2 separate regions of the Homo sapiens genome follow, and region 1 is linked to region 2. Evidence: chromatin contacts called from ENCODE Hi-C data. All regions are on one chromosome and are shown on one strand. The core of a region is the stretch at or near the end of the contact, and the rest is flanking DNA. Distances in the headings are between cores, read along the strand shown.

The links. A loop is a pair of places that touch in the nucleus more often than their neighbours do. Pooled maps may share reads with other maps.
Region 1: a pooled map shows a loop between it and region 2 (2.3-fold over the local background). The contact joins the promoter of KDSR here to the enhancer-like site in region 2. A Hi-C loop is called at or near these places in 2 of 50 pooled maps.

The regions. Positions count from the first base shown.
Region 1 is chr18:63,365,829-63,370,599 of GRCh38, forward strand. It overlaps KDSR (3-ketodihydrosphingosine reductase), which reads right to left and starts at 1,378. Exons shown (of 10, transcript NM_002035.4): 1 at 1,183-1,378. The coding sequence starts at 1,290. KDSR-DT (KDSR divergent transcript) reads left to right here and starts at 1,496. Exons shown (of 2, transcript NR_186602.1): 1 at 1,496-2,031. LOC124904317 (a long non-coding RNA gene) reads right to left here and starts at 1,172. Exons shown (of 2, transcript XR_007066400.1): 1 at 422-1,172. RefSeq lists enhancers at 468-762, 802-1,749 and silencers at 611-660, 1,011-1,070, 1,141-1,590, 1,701-1,750.
Region 2 is chr18:62,279,052-62,283,924 of GRCh38, forward strand. RELCH (RAB11 binding and LisH domain, coiled-coil and HEAT repeat containing) reads left to right here. Exons shown (of 29, transcript NM_001346231.2): 23 at 723-805; 24 at 1,595-1,658; 25 at 3,255-3,393. Among named protein-coding and RNA genes, the nearest start is that of TNFRSF11A, 44 kb to the right of the region's middle. Within about 2 kb of position 2,825, at least 4 of the 41 ENCODE cell types and tissues checked have a DNase peak (open chromatin) inside an H3K27ac peak, as active enhancers do.

The DNA of each region.
Region 1 (4,771 bases), core at 128-2,627, 1.1 Mb after region 2:
ATCCACACTCTTTCCCCATTAGGAACAGGAGGTGTTGGAAAAAGCTAATAGCTTTACAAAGGAGAAATTAAACAGATACATTTTCTCATTCACAAACCCTTGTACAGATTTAAAGCATACTAAGAAAAACGACCATCTTATTTTATACCAGCTCAGCGGGGAGGCTCGGATCTCCGGTGCAGAGATAGGACAGGAAGAGGTGTGCGGCCAATTTTGTAACCAACCCTCCTTACTCCTAACTCCTCGCCTCACTGTGCCTCGGGTTTGGGAGATCCAAACGAGAATGCTCGTGAGAAAGCCACTGCAAACGGGAAAGTGCTGGGCGCAGGCAAGGAGGCATTCTCTCTGTTTAAGAAAGGTGCCACATTTGCAGAACAGGGATCGCTGAATATGCGAGCTTCCGCCAAGAAATAAATCACACCTATCCACCTCTCCTTCATTCCTCGCACACAAGCCTTGTCGTTTAGCTCATCCTTCCCACTAGAAAACAGCAAAGGATTGCATTGGAGCAGCAATCAGCAGATGCCACGCTGAGCTCAGAGACAAGCAGTGTAGACGGGACAGGCGTCCCAATACCGCTAAGCCACCACCGCCAGCCCGCTGGGTTCTGAGCAGTTTCCCCAGGTGAGTCACTTCCTGGAATCCTCTGGCAGCGGCTCTTCCCGTCACTCGCACAGGCCATCTTCCAGTTCCGAGCTGCCTCGGCGGGTCCCGGCGGCTGGGACCCCACTTCCCCGCTGTCTGCCCCCGCCCGGGGCCGCGCGCCGCACCCTGCACACCACCGACCGCTGTGTCCTTGGCAAAGTTTCTCAGCCTCTCTGTGCCTCAGTTGACTCATCGGAAAAACTGAGGACAAAACATCCACATCCCAGGGATGTTGCATGGATTCACGAGCAGCCACAGAACCCCTGGGGCCCCGGGAACCCTGCGGCCGGCGGGGTCCCCCGTCGCACGCTCTCCGGCCCTAGGAGGAGCCCGAGGCTGCGGAGGGCGGGTCCGCGAGGCCGGGTGCCGGGGCCGGGGGAAAAGCGCCGGGGTGGACGGCGGCAGGTGACCTTCCCCATTTGGCCATGCCTTCCTGGGGACCGCGGCCTGGAAAAAGGGACGTAGGCTACGCGGCCTCGGCGGCGGAAAGGCCGCGCGGGCCGGTAAGTCGGGGGGCAGCAACAGGAGGCCACTCACCACCACATGCGCCCCGGGCAGGGCGAGGGGCTTGGGGCTGATGAGCGGAGACACCATGTACAGCAGCAGCACGAAGGCCACGAGGAAGGCGGCAGCCAGCAGCAGCATCGCTCCGCGGGGCCAGGGGCCCGGAGCGGCCGGGCGGGGGCCGCCGGGCAAGGCGCGCAGGGCTGGGCTGCGGCGAGGCGAGAATCACGCGCGGCGGGCGGGCGCCTGGAGTGTTTGGGTTTGCGGGCCGGGGCGGGCCGCGGCGGAGGGGAAGAGGAGGAGCCGGCGCGCGCGCCACCCAGGCGGGGCGGTGCTTCCAGGGGGCGAGTAGGCCGCCACCGCCACCGCCACCGCCACCACTGCCAGAATCGCCTCTCGGGGGTCGCCGGGTGTCTCCCACTCCCCCGGCCTCGGGACGGGGCCCGCAGTCCGCAGCCTCTCCCGTGGAAACCGGGCCTCCCGTCCCTGTGCGTCGCGAGCGGGCTCCGGACAGCGCCAGATGCGAGCGCGCCGGGAAGGGCTGCGAAGACTCGCTCTTCGGGAGCTCGAATGGCTTCTTAGGACCCCGCAGGGCGGGTTTCCAGGCCTGCCACGGCCTCCAGTGTGGGCGTGACGAGCGCTCCTCCCTGGAGTTCAGCCCTCGGCTTGGGACTGCCCGCTGGGTTGCTCGGAGGCCCCGGAGCATCGGAAAGGGCGGCTGGAGGCTCCCGGAGCGGGCTCAGCCTGGGAGCCCAGCGACTACGCTCTGAAATCCCGGGCTCCATTCCATATTTTTTGGCGTTTTTAGAAGATGGTCACGGCCCACTTTCGCTTTTCAGAGGACCGGAAAGCCTTAACAGGGAGTTTTGAGGAATCACTAAGGTAATTCAATTTCATTGAGTTCAGAGTTCATCTTTACCAAGCAGGTTCAAAACAAATAAATAACGCAAACAACTCAGCTTTATTAAGGTCTCATTCACGTACTATACCATACAATTCCCGATTTAACGTGCGTAATAGGCCGGGCGAGGTAGCTCGCGCCTGTAATCCCCGACCTTTGGGAGGCTGAGGCGGGCGGATCTCTTCAGGTCTGGAGTTCGAGACCAGCCTGGCCATGATGGTGAAACCCCCGTCTCTACTAAAAATACAAAAAATCACCCGGGCATGGTGGCGTATGCTTGTAATCCCAGCTACCCTGGAGGCTGAGGCAGGAGAATCGCTTGAACCCGGGAGGCAGAGATTGCGGTGAGATCGCGCCACTGCACTCCAGCCTGGGTGACAGATCAAGACTCCGTCTCAAAAATAAATAAATAAATAAAGCTTATAATAAATTGTCTTTAATATAGTCACAGTTGTAGACCCATCACTACCATAAATTTTAGAACATTTTTGTCACAACCCCCCAAAATCCTATACTCATTGGCAGTCACGACCCATTTCCTCCCAAGCCCCGCCCAAGCCTAAGCAATCCCTCATGTTTCTGTCTCTATAATCTTGCCTATTCGGGATATTTCACATAAATGGAATCATATAATATGTAGCCTTTTTCATCCTATCTTTCACTTACTGTAATGTTTTCAAGGTTCATCCATGATATGAAGTACTACATGTTAATACTTCATTTATTTTTATTGCCAAATAATATCCCATTGTATGACTATACGACATTTTAATTTTCCATTCATCAATTGAGGAATATTTAGGTTGTTTCCACTTTTTGACTATTAGAATTATGCTAACTGTAAATATTCATTTACCGGTTTTTGTGTGGGCATTATGTTTCATTTCTCTTGGGTACATGCCTAGTAGGGGAGTTGCTACATCTTACGGCAACTCTATGTTTAACTATTTGAGGAATTGCCAGAAGTTTTCCAAAGTGAGTACAACATTTTGTGTTCCCACCAGCAGTGTATGTGGGTTCCAATTTCTCTACATCTTCACTAACAGTTGTTATCATCCGTCTTTCTGATTATAGCTTTTTTAGTTGGTGTGAAGTCTCATTGTGATTTTAATTTGCATAGAGGCACATATTTTTGTTTGCTTACTTGCTTTTCATTTTTGTTGTTGTTTCTAGAAATACTAGGGAGCGAAGGAGAAAAAAAAGTTTTTCTTTTCCTTTTTTTCTTGACTTACAGCAGTTAGCCAAACTGCAAAATTTGAAGGCATAATGTCCAAGACTTCTGATATCAATGCAAGTTTAGAGGTTCCTGAACCACCCTCAGGTTTGATCATTCACTGGAAGGACTCACAGAACTCACTGAAAGCCATTATGCTCATAGTTATGGTTTATTATGGGGAAAGAATACAGATCAAAGTCAGCTAAGGAAAGAAATGCCTAAGGCAGAGTCTGGAGGGCTCCAAATGCAAAGCTCCTGTTGTCATCTCCCACGGAGTCAGGCTGTGTTACCTTCCCAGCATTGGTATGTGACAGTATGCTTGGAGTATTGTCAACCAGGGACACTTGTCTGAGCTTCTGTGTCCAGAGTTTTTACTGGGACTCCAGCACATAGGCTTGATCAATTGTCCACTTGGTTGGACTGAGACTCCAACTAGACTGATAGTGCATGACAAAAGCCCCCTAATTCACATACTTGGTCTCTCTGGAATGGCCAGTCTCCACCCTAAAATCCAGTTTGCCCAGTCCCCATCTAAACAGAGGTACTCCTATCAGGTATGACGTAGATAACCTCCCATAAGCCAAGGGCAAAAGTCAAACCTTCTCTTTGGGCAAGACTGAATCCTTTACAACACGGCTGCCACCTGGCCTTTGGCCAAAGCTCTCTTACAGTAAAATGAACATATATCTGACATTTGGAGGAGCCAGTGTAGAGTAGGAGGCTTTTAACTCAATTTCTCAATACATTGGCCATCAGTGTGAACATTAAAACCTCACTTACAATCCCAGAGTTACACTGTATTATGATATGGTAGTAAACATAATTTGAAAAATTAGAGTCAAAAGATAGTGGCAGATAGATATAAGACTTCCACTCTGCCATCAACAACTGGTCCAGTTCATCATCATATTGTATGACCAAAATGTCTCCCAGAGAAATGCCACTCAGGCTTGAAAGTTCCCATCTGATGCTATCAGTTTCCAAAAACAGAAGTGGCCTTCACCCTTTAGGTACCAGACTGTCTTTTTAACATGTTTTGTCCACCAAGTATCCTATAGTTTTTAATATTAACAACTTGTGTGGGCTCAGCAATCTTACTGGTTCCCATTTAGCATGTCCAATCAATATTGTCTGAAGGGCAGGGCCACCTGTCTTGTGTTTTACATTACTAGGTAAAGGAAATTTTCCTCAGGCAATATCCATCCCCATAGTACATTCATGTAAAGGGGATGCAACCACTCCAAATAGAGTCTCTTCAGACATTCCAGTTTCTATCCAAACTTTCATTTTAATCCCATCAAATGTATTTTCATATCTTTCCAATCTGTTGCCTTGGTTAGAATTTCACTAACAGAAAAACAGTGCATGGGGCTCCCATGTCAAAGAATTTTAGAAATGTTTCTTTTCCACCCCTGACAATTTACCCATTCACGTACATTTGGTCTTGGACCCCAGCCAGAGATTAGGCCAATGGGCCTAGGTTCTTTCTTCAGTTTTTGTTTGTT
Region 2 (4,873 bases), core at 1,575-4,074:
ACAACAGCCCTTTGAGGTAGATAATAATATCACCATTTTCAGATGAGAAAACTTGCGTTTCAAGAGGTTATGGAAAATACTATGTATCTAAGACCACATGGCTTATATGTGGAGAACTGACGTCTGAACCCAGATCTGATTCCCAAGTGTAATACTTTCCAATAGGCAGCCTTATATCTCTGTACCTCAAAAGAGAAGGCTATATTATTTAAAAGATTAGGAATTGTCCTATATGGTTTTAAAATACACTTGCTATAGCACAATAATAAGTGGTTTAGTGGTGACTGCTACTCCTGTGAGTTTGGTTTAAAAACAGCCCAGTTTGTACCCTGTTGGTCATGATAAAAGCATACCACCCTTACTTTGAGAATTTTAACCATAGAGCACAATATGTGTCAAACAAGCTAAAAAAGTATTCTTTTCAGTTGCATTTTGATGGACATTGAAATTGCTTAGACTCTTTGACCAAAAGTACAAACTGCTGTTAAACTGGTGACAAAATCTGTTTTCATGGACGCTAGGCTACTTAAGCTTTATTTTCCTCCTAAGCATTCTCTGCCTTTGTAAAGCACTCTAGCAGCAGTATTTGCTTAGCTTCTAATTTTGGTTTTGCTTTTGTGTTTTCTCTCTTTCTCTTGGTTGTTCCTTCCTTCTTCCCGTGGCGCACTGTGTTTGCTCTTTCCGTGCATCACCTGTGAATACCCCCTGTGCTGACCAATCAGCTGTTGGTGAAGGGGGTGAATGAAACTCTGGTAGCTCAGAGGGTTGTTCCTGCTCTCATTACTCTCTCCAGTGACCCTGAAATGTAAGTGTCATCCCTGCCTTTTATATTCGGCATCCCTTTCAAAATGTGCCTGTCAAGAAATAACCATCAGCTCTTAAATTTATTGAAGAATCTCTTTAAATTAATAATACTGGATTATGCTTATTTGATTTTAAACTTTATCACATTATTCTTTATATATCATGGTTCTTTTTAAATCAACCCTCACCATAAGTGTAATTTGGAGGCCACGTATTGAAAAAATATATTAGTAACATTAGTGCTCAATAAATACTTCCAGAACCTAAAATATGCTGATGGACTGTTTCTTTCAAGCCAAGAAGGGATGCTCTCCTAATCTCACTAACAGGTTGTTACCAGTAAGTGTAGTAGCATGAACCAATGGCCTAACATTTTAATGTCTCGTGTGGATGACTAAACCAAGAAAGGCCAATGAGTCTGCCTGCCCATCCTCAGTCACAGCTAACCCAGTTCTTATTCCAGTTTACCAAACCATTTTTTATTGCATGTTGACTGGTTTACAGCTGACTCTTCGAGGCATGAGTGAAGCGTTAGTTGACAAGCGGGTTGCTCCGGCCCTTGTTACCTTGTCCAGTGATCCTGAATTGTGAGTTTCACAGACTGCGACCTTAAGTTATCCTGTCTGTCTTTTTGAGCATTCTTCTTGGTCTGCTTTTTTTAAATTTATTTAATTTGTCATTGCTAGAGACTAATACAGTATATTTACCTTGTACTTACTTTAATATACATTTTAATAATACTCGTTGTTCATCTCAAATCTTCAGTTTCTTTCTGTTTTAATTCTAACAGCTCTGTCAGGATTGCCACAATTCCAGCCTTTGGCACTATTATGGAAACAGTAATTCAAAGAGAGGTAGGAATAATTGAAATTTATTTATGTCTGTGTAATATTGATGTGGTCATGATACATGTATCTGGTGGTAGGCTGCAGGGAGCATCTTACCTTTTATTTTGTGCCCTAGTTAGTTACAGGCCAGAGGAGGATCTCACTGTGAAAACATGGTAGCCTAACCAAGGTATATTTCCATATCCTAAGGAAATCTCTAGTCTTTCCTCTCAGTCAGAACATTAAGTATAGGCCAAGCTTTCAGGGATGTCCAAGGGAGAGAATATAGTCATGGGTTCTTAGTTTCTCTTTCTGATTGGGCCAGTAAAGCCCCTTCCTCTTCCCTCTTTTCTACTTATCACTAGAGACAGAAACTAAAAACCCCGGCTTCAGGCTGCTAAAAGCCTTAAACAAAACAAAACAGAACAACAACAAAATAAGGTGTATTGGACAAGCTTGCTAGATGTTCTATTGTAAGCTGAGCTGGATGTTGCAGTTTTGAATAATCCTTCAAATCAGGTCTAGTTCCAAAGCCTTCTATTACCCGGTAGGCTTCTGGCCAATCTACATAAATTCTTGATTGCCAGTGTTGCACAGATTTGAGGACTGTTTTCCCAGATAACATCATTAGGAACACAAATGTATCTCAGTTATAAATGAAGGCAAGAGGGCACTTGTATTCTGATAACTGTGTCATTGGTATGAAGCTGTAAAAGTGATTTAGTAGACTGGTATCCTCTTGTTGCAGAGTAGATCTCTGGGCAGACCCTCTGTCATGCCTGTTTCAGGAGACCACCAAGGTCTTCCTTCTTAAAGGTGTATTTTAATTCTGAAACTAATTTCAAGTTTTTTAGATTCTATTTGCAACACTAACTATAAGACACTTCTCAAAATTGATATCAGATTTTTATTTCTTTGTTATTATATTGGATATGTCCTTATACAAATGAAAAAACCCTGTAGATTAGCACATATATTATTTGTGGACATATTACCCAAAAGAAAAAAGTTTTAATAAAACTCCTTTGTCATATAGATTTTTCATGACAAAAACTAAAGTTTTGTTAGTTACAGAAAGAATATTTTCCATTTTTTCACTTATATATTTCACTGGTGAAGCCACAGAGGAAAAGCACATCATTCTGCAAAGCTTGCAGTCTTGGCAGAATTTCAACATGTTCTCAAAACCTAAAATAAAAATGTCTTTTAGGGAAATGTGAGTAAGATGTAAGTCATTAATGACTCATTGCTTTCAGAAGGTGAATAATTGGGTAACTTACAGTGTGATTTGTTTTAAGAATTATAATTTAGATACAAAATAATCATAAAGTTACCTACTTTTCCCTAAATACGGTGGGATTTTTTTTCTTTTGTTGTTATAATTTGTTCAGGAATATTTGTATTTTTTAATTAAGAATTTGTAAGCATAAGCAAAAGTAGGAAACCTTCTCTGAGCCAAAAGATTAAATAACTATTTATTTAATTCCAAATTTCTACTGTCATTGGACTATAGGTTGCTTTAATCCACTGCTTTAAGTCATGTTTAATGTGTGTCTTTCACTTTAACAACACTACTCAGTTTTCAATATTCTATGAAATGACTGTACAATATCCAATTTTAAGTTGCTGGAAAGAGTGAAAATGCAGTTGGCTTCTTTCCTGGAAGATCCTCAGTATCAAGACCAACATTCTTTGCATACAGAGATCATAAAAACATTTGGTAGAGTTGGCCCTAACGCAGAACCCAGGTTCCGAGATGAGTGTAAGTTGCATTTTTCTACCTTTTTCCTGAATTGTAATGTAAGATCAAAGCTAGACACTCCTCTGAGGCCTTGTCATGTATTAAAATTTTGGTGCATTTGTCATGTGTTAAAGCCTTGTGTACTGAAAGCCTTGTGTACTCTTGTGTACTGAAAGCTAAACATGAAACAAGTTAGTTATTGTGAATTAATCAGTATTGATATTAGTGGATGGTTTTGTATTATTTTGTTTTGAGACAGAGTCTCGCTCTGTCACCCAAGCTGGAGTGCAATGGCATGATCTCAGCTCACTGCAACCTCTGCCTCCTGGGTACAAGTGATTCTCCTGCCTCAGCCTCCCAAGTAGTTGGGATTACAGGTGCCCACCACCATGCCCGGCTAATTTTTGTATTTTTCGTAGAGACGGGGTTTTGCCATGTTGGCCAGGCTGGTCTCCAGCTCCTGATCTCAGGTGATCTGCCTGCCTCAGCCTCCCAAAGTGTTGGGATTACAGGCGTGAACCACCGCACCCGCCCTAGTGGATGGTCTTATACTGTATAAGTATACAGATGGTCTTATACTGTATACTGATTGCTGTAAGACATATGAAGAGTAACTCAAACTTAATTTCAAGTTATTTTAGAAATATTTCTTAATAACTGCTAATTGCTAAATACTGTGCTGCCTTAGAGTTTATTTTTTATTTTTAAGGAAATTTTTGTGTGTTTCTAGACATGTTCTTATGAAAAACAGACATTTCTTCCACTTAGCATGCCATTCAGCACGATACATAACTTTGTTTTAATTCATAGCTTGTTGATCTGCTACATGATCTTCCACAATTGTCTGCCTTTTTTCTCTAGATTTTACAGAGTCTCTTTTACTGTGGGCCTCAACATTTATGGCCACAATTTCTTTGGATAGCATCAAAGCATTAAGAACTTATGACTCCAAAAGCATATCAGTTATCATAGCTCTTTTATTTTTAGCAATTTGACATGCTCTAGAGAGGGCCACAAGTTGGGTCACTTAAATCAGTTTAGTTTCTAGTACATTATTTTATTCTCCGGCAGACTGTTACATATCCAGGCTGGCATATGACTCTTTAAGATAAGAGTCATCAACAAAAAATACTAAGTCAGGATTTGGACTGCAGTGTCCAAAAAATCGATTGAAGGCATGCACACTGATCAAACTATAGAAACACAGTCATGACATTTTTTTTCACTAGGTAAGTGTCTTTATAATTAGCCAACTAACAGAAGAAAGTTGATATTTTAGTTAGCACTAGGGATAGTTCCACATGTTGCAGTGTCAAATTTACAGGTGATTCTAGGTAGGAACTCTGAAGGTGCTTTGACTTTTCGAGGCTGTAGTTGCTCTGAGGCAAGGAGACCAACTCTTGGCTGCTGGATTAAAGGATAGGCTCAACAGGCAATGGGTCTTTGGTGTGTGCCATGTTGTCAAGTTAAATGGGTATTTGATATGTTGTCATGTTAAACG